Linked DNA regions of Homo sapiens: region 1 is linked to region 2. The links are chromatin contacts, found by Hi-C or POLR2A ChIA-PET in ENCODE. All regions are on one chromosome and are shown on one strand. The core of a region is the stretch at or near the end of the contact, and the rest is flanking DNA. Distances in the headings are between cores, read along the strand shown.

Region 1 (6,088 bases), core at 2,884-5,383, 90 kb after region 2:
CTGTATCTGGCTCTCAATTAATTTGATAATGGCATCTGCTCTTTCTCTCGGCATTGGCTTTGCATGCCAACTTTCTGCATCCTCAATACCTGTAATGAAACAAACAAAAGACATCCATTCCATAAATATTTAGTGAGTGCCTATGAGGTCACCTGAAAAACAGACCCCGATGAAAAAGATGTCACCCTAGGACTCACAGGAGGAACACCTGGCACAGAGGGCCTGGGACGCTGCTGCAGCCAGAGAGAACAGCTTGGACAAAGGCCCTGAGGCTTTTTGTTTTGAGACAGGGGTCTCACGCTATGACTCCTCCCCAAGCTGGAGTGCAGTGGGTGATCATAACTCACCACAGCTTCCAACTCCTCGGGCTCGAGTGATCCTCCCGCCTCCGCCTCCTAAGTAGCTGGGATTACAGGTGCAAGCCATTGCACCTAGCTATGCCCCTGAGGGCCACTGGTGAGTGGAAGGGAGAATGAGAATAAGGCTGGAGAGACAGGTAGGGCAGACCATGGAGGGTGGGTCTTGTGGGTATGAGAAGTTTGAGTTTTATCCAAAGCAAGATTGGAAACCATTGAAGGGTTTGGAGTGGGGAAAGTGACTGATCAGATCCACTGTAGAAAGATCACTGTGGCAGCAGTGTAGAGACTGGTGTGGAGGGAGGCCAGCTGGAACTTTGGGAGAGATGATGGGTGTGGCAACAGTCATGGTAGTAGAGATGGGGAGGAGTGAATGGGTCCAAGATGTAATCTAGGGGACTGGGTCTATGTGTGGGCATATGAGGGGGAGGCAGAGGCAAGGACAACACCCAGGGTCCTGCCAGGAGCACACTGGTAAAATAATTTACTGAACGGAGGGTACCAGAGTAAAACTATATTTTCGGTAGGAGTCACAGAACAGTTTTATTCTAAAATGTCTATAGTCTTTTAAAAAAATCCAGGAGCCGCACTCTTTGTGATGAGTTAAACCTGAGATAAACAATTTCAGCTGTCAGCCTTGAAATGTGATAGTTGGTGATTCCAAGCTCCCGTCTTCCCCAATTCCCAGGGTTCTTCCAGAAGAGTGTGGGCCTAGGCACGTGTGTAGGTATGCACTCTTATTTCTTGCACCTGCTCATACACACAGCACGCTTTCTGATTCTACTAACCGTAGAGATTGTTCCCTGTCAGTCCTCCGATGGGCTGTACTCCTAGCCACTCCCTTGTGCAGGCAGCACATCACTGTTCACCTGCTAGGGCTTTTGATATCTCCTATCCTAAGCAGACACTAGCTAGTGAAAATAAGAGAGCAGGAGCCTCCAACATATACTCCAGGCAGAACTGCTATTCACTAAATGAGTCATCTGCCTAGGCCCCTCTAAGCCTCTCCCGCCTCTGCTGCTGAGCGGACAGATGCTTTTAACAACCAGGAGCAGGAGGAAAGTGCTTGCTTACTTGGGGTGCCCCGGCCCTTGAAGGTCTTGGCCACCACAGCAGTGGGCTTGTGCTTCACCTGAGAAGCCTGCCAGAATACCTGGCACAGTGCCTCCACGTCCCGGCCGTCCACCACATAAGTGTTCCACCTGCCAACAGAGGAGCAGGCTGGGTTACAAGAGATGAAGGGGGCAGGACAGAATGGAAATCAAGCACAAGAGAATACAGTTACCCAAAGGCTTCGCAGCGCCTCTGATAGATGTTTATGCAGTGCTCGGCGGGCAATGCACCACTGTGTCCCAGGCGGTTCACATCAAAGATTGCCACAAGATTGTCCAGACTGTAGTAGGAAGCAAAGGCCATTGCCTCCCAGACAGAGCCTTCTGAGGACTCGCCATCACTCATGAGGCAGAACACCCGGTAGCTGGAGCAAGACAAGAGAGGTTTAGGACCCTGTGGGGGATCATCTGGGCCAACCAAACAAATGCATTTCAGGAGGAGAAACGGACGCAACTGGAGCTGCTGCTCCAGACCATTCGCTTCCCACAATCTCCCTCATCAACTCTGCCCCAGCCCAGCAGCTAAGAAAGCCGAGCTTGAAAAGCCTGGGGGCTCACAAGCAGGCTTTACCTCTGGCTAGTTTTCTGTTCTAGCTGTAAAGCAACTTTTAGGTTCTTCTGCCACATTTCCTTATCAATAAGCAAACAGGGCCAGAGGGGAAGGGGAAGAAAGCAGCATCCTTAAGTTCCCCAAACATTTACACATTCATTTTTCTGGTAAGTTCCCTTTTAAAGCATTGCCACCTTCTAATTTTTTTGTTTGTTTGTTTGAGGCAGAGTTTCCATCACCCAGGCTGGAGTGCAGTGGCGTGATCTTGGCTCACTGCAACCTCCACCTCCCGGGTTCAAGCAATTCTCCTGCCTACAGGCCCACGCCACCATGCCCAGCTAGTTTTTGTATTTTTTAGTAGAGAGGCGGTTTCGCCATGTTGGCCAGGCTGGTCTCGAACTCCTGACCTCAGGCGATCCGCCCACCTCGGCCTCCCAAAGTGCTGGGATTACAGGCGTGAGCCACCGCCTCCCGCCGCCACCTGCTAGTTCTGTTCTTACAACTTATTTACAATAATCACAACAATCAAAACACCCCACCTTGGAAACGTGTTCTGCTGTGAAGTAAATTCCTCCACAACCAACGACGTGAGTGTTCGCATCAAGAAAACACATCTGGCCAGGCACAGTGGCTCACATCTGTAATCCCAGCACTTTGGGAGGCCAAGGCAGGTGGATCACCTGAGGTCAGGAGTTTGAAACCAGCCTGGCCAACATGGCGAAACCCCATCTCTACCAAAAATACAAAAATTAGCTGGGCATGGTGGTGCATGCCTGTAATCCCAGCTACTCAGGAGGCTGAGGCAGGAGAATCACTTGAAACTGGGAGGCAGAGGTTGCAGTGAGCCGAGATCATGCCACTGCACTCCAGCCTGGCCACAGAGTGAGACTCAGTCTCAAAAACAAACCACACATCCCAGACCCCACTAAAGTGCTGGAAGTTTTAAAAAAGCTATCAACCCTAGGATAAGAATGGAAAGGCAACAGCAGCTGAAACCTTTCAACAGACCTGTGGGAGAGAAAGTGGGGCAGCCGCCCGAGGTGGGGAAAAGGCACAGGGAAGGCCTTCCAGAGGGGTCACCACGGGATGTGATGGGGACTGGCCCTTCAGGGCTCTCCACATCACGGAGATAGGTGGCTGCCCCCCGAGACTCTAGGAAGGGGATGTAGATGTAGGGCAGTTAAATGGCTTCTGGGGAAGAACCTCACCTGGCCCTGTCGAAGTACTTGCCAGTATATGCCATTCCACATGCAACTCCCAGTCCTTGTCCGAGCCATCCTGTTGCCACATCCACAAACGACAGTCTCTGTAAGAGAAGGGACCCAGTGAGCCCAGACGCAGCTGCAGGACATGGTATCAGGTGGACTCACGCACTGAGTGCAGGCTGCTCCTGTCAGCTCTGTAGCAGCGTCCCATCCGAACAGCCCCTCCCGCCCTGCTGGGTGAATTCCTCTTCCCCACACCCATATGCACCCCAAGCTTCCGATCAACGTTACAAGTGGAAAATGGGTCAAGCCCAGGGCTCAGCCTGGGCTGGAAACTCAGGTGACTAAGGTGACGAAGACATCCACTGTCCCTGCCCAGGGAGTCATAGGTAATCCATACAGTATGGCAAGGGTGGCTGGAGCTTTGGGAATAGAGACGGGGAGCCCAAGTACAAAGCAGAAAACGTAAAGTATGATTCTTGACATTTTCCCATGGCCCTTCCCGGTCATGCACAAATCACATGTTCAATCCTATGGAGGATATGGATTCTTAAAACAGAAACCAGAAAGAGAATACTCTGGTTCCCTGGTTTATAAAACTCAGGTCAACTGAGATCTTACACGTGCTCATCTAGAAGTGCCCACGCTAGAAATGAATCCCTTTCTACTAGCATCTACCCCACCCCCAACATCCTGTTTGCAGGCACAGGGTCATCACTATCCCAAGCAGAAAATGTGGCCCTCTGTGGGCCACAAGGTCATGCCAAAGAGCTGCTGCACTGACTGGAGAGGCCCAACTTGCAAGCATACTGAATTTACCCAACAGCTTCTGCAGCCACCATTTCGACCTGGTCTTAAACATCCCTTGCCTCTGTCACTGCAGTGGCCTCCCAGCCTCCCCCACAGCCATTCTCAATCTAGCCACAAGGGGGAGCCTGTTAAAACTGAAGTTGACTGATCACATCGCTCAACTTTCTAAGGTCTTCCGACCTCCCACCAAGTAGAGCTCAACTGTTTGCACCTGTCTGCCCACCCCAGCCCCCATCACCTCCATTTCTCCCTTCCACTGCTCTGGCACCCTGGCCTCCTTGCTGCTCCTTGAACACAGTGGGCATACACCTGCCTCAGGGCCTTAGCACTCATGGCACCCACTACCGGAGTGCTTGTGCGTGGATGTGGGCACAGCTCACTCTCCTGCCTCTTCCAAATCCCTGCTCAAGCGTCAGCACTGAGGTCTTTCTGGACCACTCTTTTTCAACCAGTGCCTCCTACCTCCTCCACTTTTACTTGATTCCAGATGCTTGGCCCCACCTGACACTCCATCTATTGACTTAAAAGTTTGTTTCCTGCCTGTCACCCTCCTCTGCTCAAACGTCAGCGCCATTCGAGCAGAGATGAGCGAGGTCATCACTACTGTAGATGGATGGATGGTATTTACGATTCTCTGATCTCCTGCTTCTTGCTTCCTACCCTCTGCTACTCTCTGGTTGCTCTTGACCTTCCCCGGAATTCTCTGCATGCTTTGTGCCCCCCAGAGACTCCCTTTTGGTTCTGCATTTCCAGCCCAGCAGAACTGCCCCACTCAACTCAAGTCTCTTTTGACTATGCCTCTAGCCACATCTCCCTCCCTATGGCACCCACCACACTCACGTAACAAGCTCTGGCTCCCAGTCGCCTTGCATGCCCTTGGAAGTCCTATAACATAATGGACCGAGCCTGGGCTCAGCAGTCAGACCAACTCTGCTTCCCTCTGGCTGTGAAGTGTGAGGCCAGTGGGCCCATCTCAAAGACTTTATGGGTGCAATGGAGACCAGAGCCCCCTTAGGTGACAGGAGGTCAAGGATAAAGTGAGGATAGATTGAGAAAATGGTGAGGCATCAGTATGATGCCCGTTATGGCAGAAGTGCTCCCACATGGGTGCTGTCTTTCTCAAGAACCCTTATGCTGCGGGGCAGACGATTCAGGGAGGTGAAAGGCTAGAATAAAGATCTGCTCTGCCTGGAGTATAGCTGTTTACCCCGTTCCCAGGCAAACCACAATGGACTATGCTTCATGTGTTTTCTCTTTTGTTCCAATTTCATCAGCCAGCTAAATCTGATGAACACACAAATTCTGGCAGCCGAACAGGGCCTGGTGTGCTGCTGCCCGATAGAAAGCCTCTTCATCCCCTAAGGCCAATGGCTCTGATAGCAGCTGTTATATGACAGTCTAGATTTTTCTTTTTTTTTGAGACAGGGTCTTGCTCTATCTCCCAAGGCTCAAGTGATCCTCCCACCTTAGCCTCCTGAGTAGCTGCAGGCACGCACCACCACGCCCAGCTAATTTTCGTATTTTTTGTAGACACTGGGGTCTTGCTATGTTGCCCAGGCTGGTCTCAAGAGATCCTCCTGCTGGAGCCCCCAAAGCACTGGTGTGAGCCACTGTACCCAGCCTTTCCTTATTTTAAACCAGAAATCTAAACACCCATATTGCGTTTATATATCTATTTTTTTTTCAATTTTCATTGTAAAGAGGGCTGGAAGCGGTGGCTTGTTGCCTGTAATCCCAGCACTTTGGGAGGCAGAGGTGGGCGCTTGGGCCCAGGAGTTTGAGGCCAGCCTGGGCAACATAGTGAGACCATGTCTCTACAAAAAATACAAAAATTAGCCGGTCGTAGTGGCACATGCCTGTAATGCCATCTACTCAAGAGGCTGAAATGGGAAGATCGCTTGAGGCCAGGAGGTCAGGGGTGCATTGAGCTGAGACCGAGCCACTGCACTCAAGCCTGGGCAAGAGCGAGACTCTACCTCCCCAAAAAAAGAACAAAAAAAGATGTAAAAAAAGTTCAAGTTTATAGACATGTTTAAAGCCTAGCACAATGATTTC
Region 2 (6,168 bases), core at 320-2,819:
TCACCTGTCAGCCCCAGCACAGGACAACATCTTGTTGATGCGGATGACGTGGAAGGGGTGGAGCCGCACCCGGATATGGAAGCCATCTTTGCCACAACTTTTTACCATGTACTTATTGGCACAAATTCGGGCAGCCTCCAGGGCTAGGTAGGGAGAAGAAAAGCAGCAAAGTGAGAGAAGATAATAGAGAAACATTCACCACGACTATCTCCAGCTCAGGGGAACTGTGTTGGCTGAGTTTTGTAAGGCTCATGTTTCATCAACTCCCAATTCCAGTGCAGTGTATGTGGGTGGGGTTGAGGGAGCACGGAGGAAGGACTGGGGGGTGACGAACAAAGAATCCTGCCTTACCTTCAGAGGACAGCTGCTCATATTCATCTGACACCATGTGGCCACAAAGCGGAAACTCATCCACTTTTGCCTTTTTCCGCCCCAGGTCAAAAATGCGAATCTTGGCATCTAAAAGGATTGGGTAAGTGTGCAGGGGGTGTCACAGACGGACGCGGAGTCCGCAGAGCCAACCAGTGCAGGGGCTCTTCCACTACTTACCAGGGACACCTCGGCAGAAGCGAGACTTTGGGTACGGCTTGTTCTTACAATACCGGTAACTGCAGGGGAGTGAAAAAACACAGGTTAGGTGAGGTTCACAGAAAGCCCAACAGGCACTTTGCCCCTCAAGGAACAACCCAAACGAGGGACGGGAAAAGGGTGGGGAATGCACGTCCACTTCTAAACCGTTTCCATTCGGGGAAATAAACTACAAAGCAACAGTTGGCTGCTGCAACACAGACAACACCCAAGACTAGAAACAACAGACACCATCTTCCGTTACTTTGTCTTACGCTTCCTATAAACACTTTGCAACAAACTTTCCTAGTTAAAAATTCTCTCTTCAAGACACTGCGTACTACAAAATCGCCGCATTATCATTGCACAGCTCAGGTCACCCAATTTAAGACTTTCGGGCACGTGGCACTAAATCCACCTCCAAGCCGAGTGGAAATGCGTCTGGCGCCCCCTGTAGGACACAGGAGGCGGCCGCACCCGTTTTTCCCGGACTGCCCTTCACGTCCGACAACGCACGCGGCACGTCGCCCGGAAATAAGACAGAGAACGCACACAAAGGCCCCAAGAGCGTATCTAGCGCCCGAAAATGCGGTGAGCTTGCAGGACACAGGCAGAGATACGAGGGAACCGTCGCTTCCACACCGACACGGGAACGAAGGAACAGACAGTAATATTGCAGACTAAAAAATAGCCGGGAGGTGTAAAACATAGGGTCAGTTCCCAAGACAGGGCCGCCGCACGGGGGAGGCTCCACCCCACAATTGTTTTCAGCGGCCATAGGCACTTCTTTCCCCGCCCGTTTCCCAGCAGTGAAAGTACACGGATTCAAGACTCACCAACGGGCGGGGCGGCGGCCCATGGCGACACCAGGATCTTCAGTGGCTGCAACGAAAAAGAGAGAGTCGGAACGGAAGACGAGAACAGACCTAAAAGGTGTGAGAACCAGCAACGGCACCGCAAGAGACGACAACTGCGCTTACTCACCACACCGAAGGGAAAGAGGCGCTCCTCCGCCTGCGCATGGCTTATATAGGCGGTCTGTCTGCGCGCGTAAGAACCATAGAGTCCTGTCGAAGACGGGTGGACGCTCTGTCAGACGTCATGACCATAGACGCAGCCGCTCTTGGCGCTTGCGCCCGGGCGTAGCCCAGCACATGCGCAGATCAGAGAGGTGACCGGGTACCAGGGCCGCGGGCGGCCAGCTGACGAATGGGGCTTCGCCACATGGTCGCGAGAAGCCCGCTTCCGGCTGGCCATCTTGGGCGTAGAACTCTTGCCCTAGGCTTTGCCGTTAACTGTGACAGACGTATATTTCTGAGAGTGGAAAAAAGGAAAGTACCCTAGGTGGGCCTCCCGGCGACCGCGAGAGTGTCCCTGAGCTTGCACGGGTCTCGGACACGCGCTCCGTGCCTCCTTCTAGGCTAGAGGCCCCGGCGGTGAAGCGCCATACGGGGATCTGGGCCCGCGTTCCTTTGTCAACCCGGGAGGCCGGAGGGGGAGACCCATTCCCCTACCGGAGAGGCTGGACCAGGCCTTGCTGGGAGCCATGCCCCGTATCCCCGTTTCCTGGAGACCCAGGGTTCGCACATTGCCGCGGGGAAGAGGTCGAGGAGAAATCTCCACGGAGACTCATGGCCTGGGAAACCCCGGGGCATCTCTAGCCCCGCTCCGCCCACCCTGACCCGCACCGTCCCGACCAGCTGCGTCTCGGGCGCCGCCTCCCATGAGCCGCTCTCGCCTGGGCACCGCCCCACCTCGCCCTTCCCACTCCACTGTGCTCAAGAGTCCCTCCGGGTGCGTCTGGGGGTCGTGGGGAAGCAGGGCCGCCCCCACCCGCCCACGGGGCAGCATCCGGGGAGAGGTGCGCAGAGCAGGCGGGCGTCCTGGGGGAAGTGGCATCTGGAGGTATCTGTCCACCATTCTGCAGGTGGGGCGCGGTGGGGTAACAAAGTCTTCCCGTCCTTTGACAGGAAGGACGGGAGGAAATCCTGCTCGAGCGCACCTGTTTTCCAGGATGATATGTCGCTTTTATAAATGGCTGCAGGTCCCTTTGAGAAAAGCTTGGGACGATTTCTGGGGTGCACTTGCAGCAGTGGTGCAAGGTCCTTCCCAGGGGAACCTAGCCTCCCTTTCCATCATGGGACTCTGGATGCCGGCGGTGACTTAGGTCTGGAAACTGGGTTCGAGGCTGTAACACCACTGGGGCAGTACAAGTCAGGAATTGCGGCGGAGTGCCGTGGCTCACGCCTGTGATCTCAGCACTTTGAGGGGCGGAGGTGGGCGGATCACTTGAGCCCAGGAATTTGAGACCTGGACAACATGGCGAAAAACCGCCTCTACAAAAATTAAAAACTAAAAATTGGCTGGGCGCAGTGGCTCACGCCTGTAATTCCAGCACTTTGGGAGGCCGAGGCGGGCGGATCATGAGGTCAGCAGATCGAGACCAGCCTGGCCAACATGGTGAAACCCCGTCTCTACTAAAAATACAAAAATTAGCTGGGCATGCTGGCTGGTGCCTGTAATCCCAGCTGCTTCGGAGGCTGAGGCAGGAGAATCGCTTGAACCCGGGAGGCGGAGGTTGCAGTGAGCCGAGACCACGCCATTGCACTCCAGCCTGGGTGACAGAGCGAGACTCCGTCTCAGAAAAAAAAAAAAAAAAAAAAAAATATATATATATATATATATTTAAAAATTAGCCAGGCGTGGCGGCACACTCTAATCCCAGCTGAGGTGGGAGGATCGCTTGAGCTCAGGACGCAGAGATTGCAGTGAGCTGAGATCACACCACTGTACTCCAGCCTGGGCGACAGAGCAAGACTGTCTCAAAAAAATTCGTGTATGGCCGGGCGCTGTGGCTCACGCCTGTAATCCGAGCGCTTTGGGAGGCCGAGGCGGGCGGATTACCTGAGGTCAGGAGTTCAAGGCCAACCTGGCCAACATGGTGAAACCCTGTCTACTAAAAATACAAAAATGAGCCGGGTGTGGTGGCACACACCTGTAATACTAGCTACTTGGGAGGCTGAGGCAGGAGAATTGCTTGAGCCCGGAAGACAGAGGTTGCAGTGAGCCGAGATCATGCCACTGCACTCCAGCCTAGTCTACAGAGAGAAACTATCTCAGAAAAAAAAAAAAAAATCTGCCTACAGGGCGGGTGCAGTGGCTCACGCCTATAATCCCAGCACTTTGGGAGGCTGAGGTGGGTGGATCAATTGAGGTCAGGAGTTGGAGACCAGCCTGGCCAACAGGGTGAAACCACGTCTCTACTAAAAATATAAAAAAATTAGCTGGGCATGGTGGCGCATGCCTGTAATCTCAGCTACTCGGGAGGCTGAGGCAGGAGAATCTGGCTTGAACCTGGGAGGTGGAGGTTTGAGTGAGCCAAGATCACACCACTGCACTCCAGCCTGGGACCACAGAGCAAGACTCATCTGTCTCAGAAAAAAAAGAAAAAAGAAATTGCACCTACAGTCTCCTCACTCTCTAGTGGGCGTTAAAATGAGCTTTCTGTAGCCAGTTTGGGCAGACGGAGGATACAGCCTAATCCTGGGTGCCCTAGTAGGTCGTGCAGGCTGTTCTCTGCACAAGGACATCTTCCTGGGGAGCGAGAGGGCTGAAATCCCTCCCGTGTCCTCGCCTCCAGCCGAGTACCTGCCCCGAGAGCAGAGTGCCTCTTGCTGATCCGCACATAAGCCTGCAGGGGTGGGTGGGGGCCCTGGAGCCCAGACAGGCACCAAGGAATCTTGCAGCCCTACAAGGTGAGGACGGGGGAACTGTCGGAGTTCCACCTGTTGGCTCCTCTCCCTCCTGACCTTCCCACGGGAATCCTTCCAACTGTTGGCTCAAAGAAATTGAAGTGGGTTTCTCCATTGCTACCCTCGCCATCTAGGACTCCACTGTCTTTTTTTTTTTTTTTTTTTTTTTTCTGAGATGGAGTTTCGCTCTTGTTGCCCAGGCTGGAGTGCCATGGCACGATCTCAGCTCAGTGCAACCTCTGCCTCCCGGGTTCAAGCAATTCTCCTGCCTCAGCCTCCCGAGTAGCTGGGATCACAGGCATGTGCCACCATGCCTGGCTTATTTTGTATTTTTAGTAGAGACAGGGTTTCTCCGTGTGGTCAGGCTGGTCTCAAACTCCTGACCTCAGGTGATCTGCCCGCCTCAGCCTCCCAATGTGCTGGAATTACAGGTGTGAGCCACCACGCCCGGCTTTTTTTTTTTTTTAATTGAGACAGGGTCTTGCTCCGTTGCCCAGACTGGAATGCAGTGGCATGATCAACACTCACTGCAGCCTCGAACTCCTGGGCTCCAGAGATGCTCCTGCCTCAGCCTCCCAATCGGCTGGGACTACAGGCACACGCCACCATGCCTGGATAATTTTTTTTTTCTTTTGTAGAGATGGGGCCTTATTAGGTTGCCCAGACTGGTCTTGAACTGCTGGAGCCAAGTGATCCTCCTGCCCTAACCCTAACCCAAAGTGCGGGGATTACAGGCAGGAGCCAACGTGCTTGGCCAGACTCCATGGTCTCTTACCTGGACCAGGACGATGGCCCCACCCAGGCCCTCAGAACTGTGGGATGAGGTGTTTGCTTCTGGCTCACCCACGAGAAAGAAACTCCCGGAAGGAAGGGACCGTGTCTGGAGCGCTCCAACTCCAGGCCCCAGACTGCAGGTATCCCTTGCCAACAGAGCTGAGGCCAGCAGGGGAAACCATTCCTGCCACCTGGACTAAGAATGAGATCCTCTTGAAAAAAACAATATTAAGAAGTGGGCTCTTCCCATCACGCCACCAGAGTCCCAGGAAGCCAGGGATGTGGGTGTCTAATGGTCCGGGACAAGATGATGGGAAACTTCACATGGAGAAGAAAATGCCCAAGAATGACTGAAACTGTCTGCAAGGTCCTGCTAAGGGAGCTGGCAGGTGCACCAGGTATGGCGAGATGCAAAGCAAGGAGCCCACTGCATCGTTCCCTGGAAGGACAAGTGCAGAGGAGACCACAGATGCCTGCGCATTTAGCGGGAGTATGGCAGTGCCATCATGGGGGAAAGGCTGTGTGACAAATGGTATGGAGGAGACTGACTGTCCCTTAGAAAATGGGAAAGGAGCCAGGCGCGGTGGCTCACGCCTGTCATCCCAGCACTGTGGGAGGCCGAGGCGGGGGGATCACTTGAGGTCCGGAGTTCAAGACCAGCCTGGCCAACACGGTGAAACCCCGTCTCTACTAAAAATGCAAAAACTAGCCAGGCATGCTGGCGTGCGCCTTTAGTCCCAGCTACTCGGTAGGCTGAGATGGGAGAATTGCTTAAACCCAGGAGGTGAATGTTGCAGTGAGCCGAGATCGCGCCACTACACTCCAGCCTGGGTGACAGAGTGAGACTCTTTCAAAAAAAAAAAAAAAAAAAGAACAGAACAAACATAAGAAAATGAAACATCAGTGTTCTTGAACCCAGCAATCCTACCCCTTGATAACCTCAGCAAGAGCAATTCTCCCTTCTCGCTAAGGCCACATTCCGTGCCATGGCCTTCGTGGCATGGTTTGTGGCACACCAGGAGCTGAAGCCCTGGGGTTGCATCACTCAGGGTGGGAATGATCAAATGTGTTGCAT

The links. A loop is a pair of places that touch in the nucleus more often than their neighbours do. ChIA-PET counts read pairs that join two places held with the same protein, here RNA polymerase II (POLR2A). Pooled maps may share reads with other maps.
Region 1: a pooled map shows a loop between it and region 2 (6-fold over the local background). The contact joins the enhancer-like site here to the promoter of RPL10 in region 2. A Hi-C loop is called at or near these places in 3 of 50 pooled maps. POLR2A ChIA-PET finds 5 or more read pairs at or near these places in 5 of 52 experiments (CD8-positive, alpha-beta memory T cell, H1, PC-9 and 2 more).

What each region holds. Positions count from the first base shown.
Region 1 is chrX:154,306,581-154,312,668 of GRCh38, reverse strand. TKTL1 (transketolase like 1) reads right to left here. Exons shown (of 13, transcript NM_012253.4): 3 at 3,227-3,324; 4 at 1,642-1,833; 5 at 1,431-1,558; 6 at 1-89. Among named protein-coding and RNA genes, the nearest start is that of TKTL1, 14 kb to the right of the region's middle. Within about 2 kb of position 4,133, at least 2 of the 41 ENCODE cell types and tissues checked have a DNase peak (open chromatin) inside an H3K27ac peak, as active enhancers do.
Region 2 is chrX:154,393,778-154,399,945 of GRCh38, reverse strand. RPL10 (ribosomal protein L10) reads right to left here and starts at 1,569. Exons shown (of 7, transcript NM_006013.5): 1 at 1,552-1,569; 2 at 1,404-1,449; 3 at 550-608; 4 at 352-459; 5 at 5-143. The coding sequence starts at 1,426. LOC124905228 (a long non-coding RNA gene) reads left to right here and starts at 1,104. Exons shown (of 2, transcript XR_007068356.1): 1 at 1,104-2,361. RefSeq lists enhancers at 1-24, 25-568, 569-1,114, 1,437-1,646, 1,659-2,204 and silencers at 2,207-2,276, 2,347-2,526.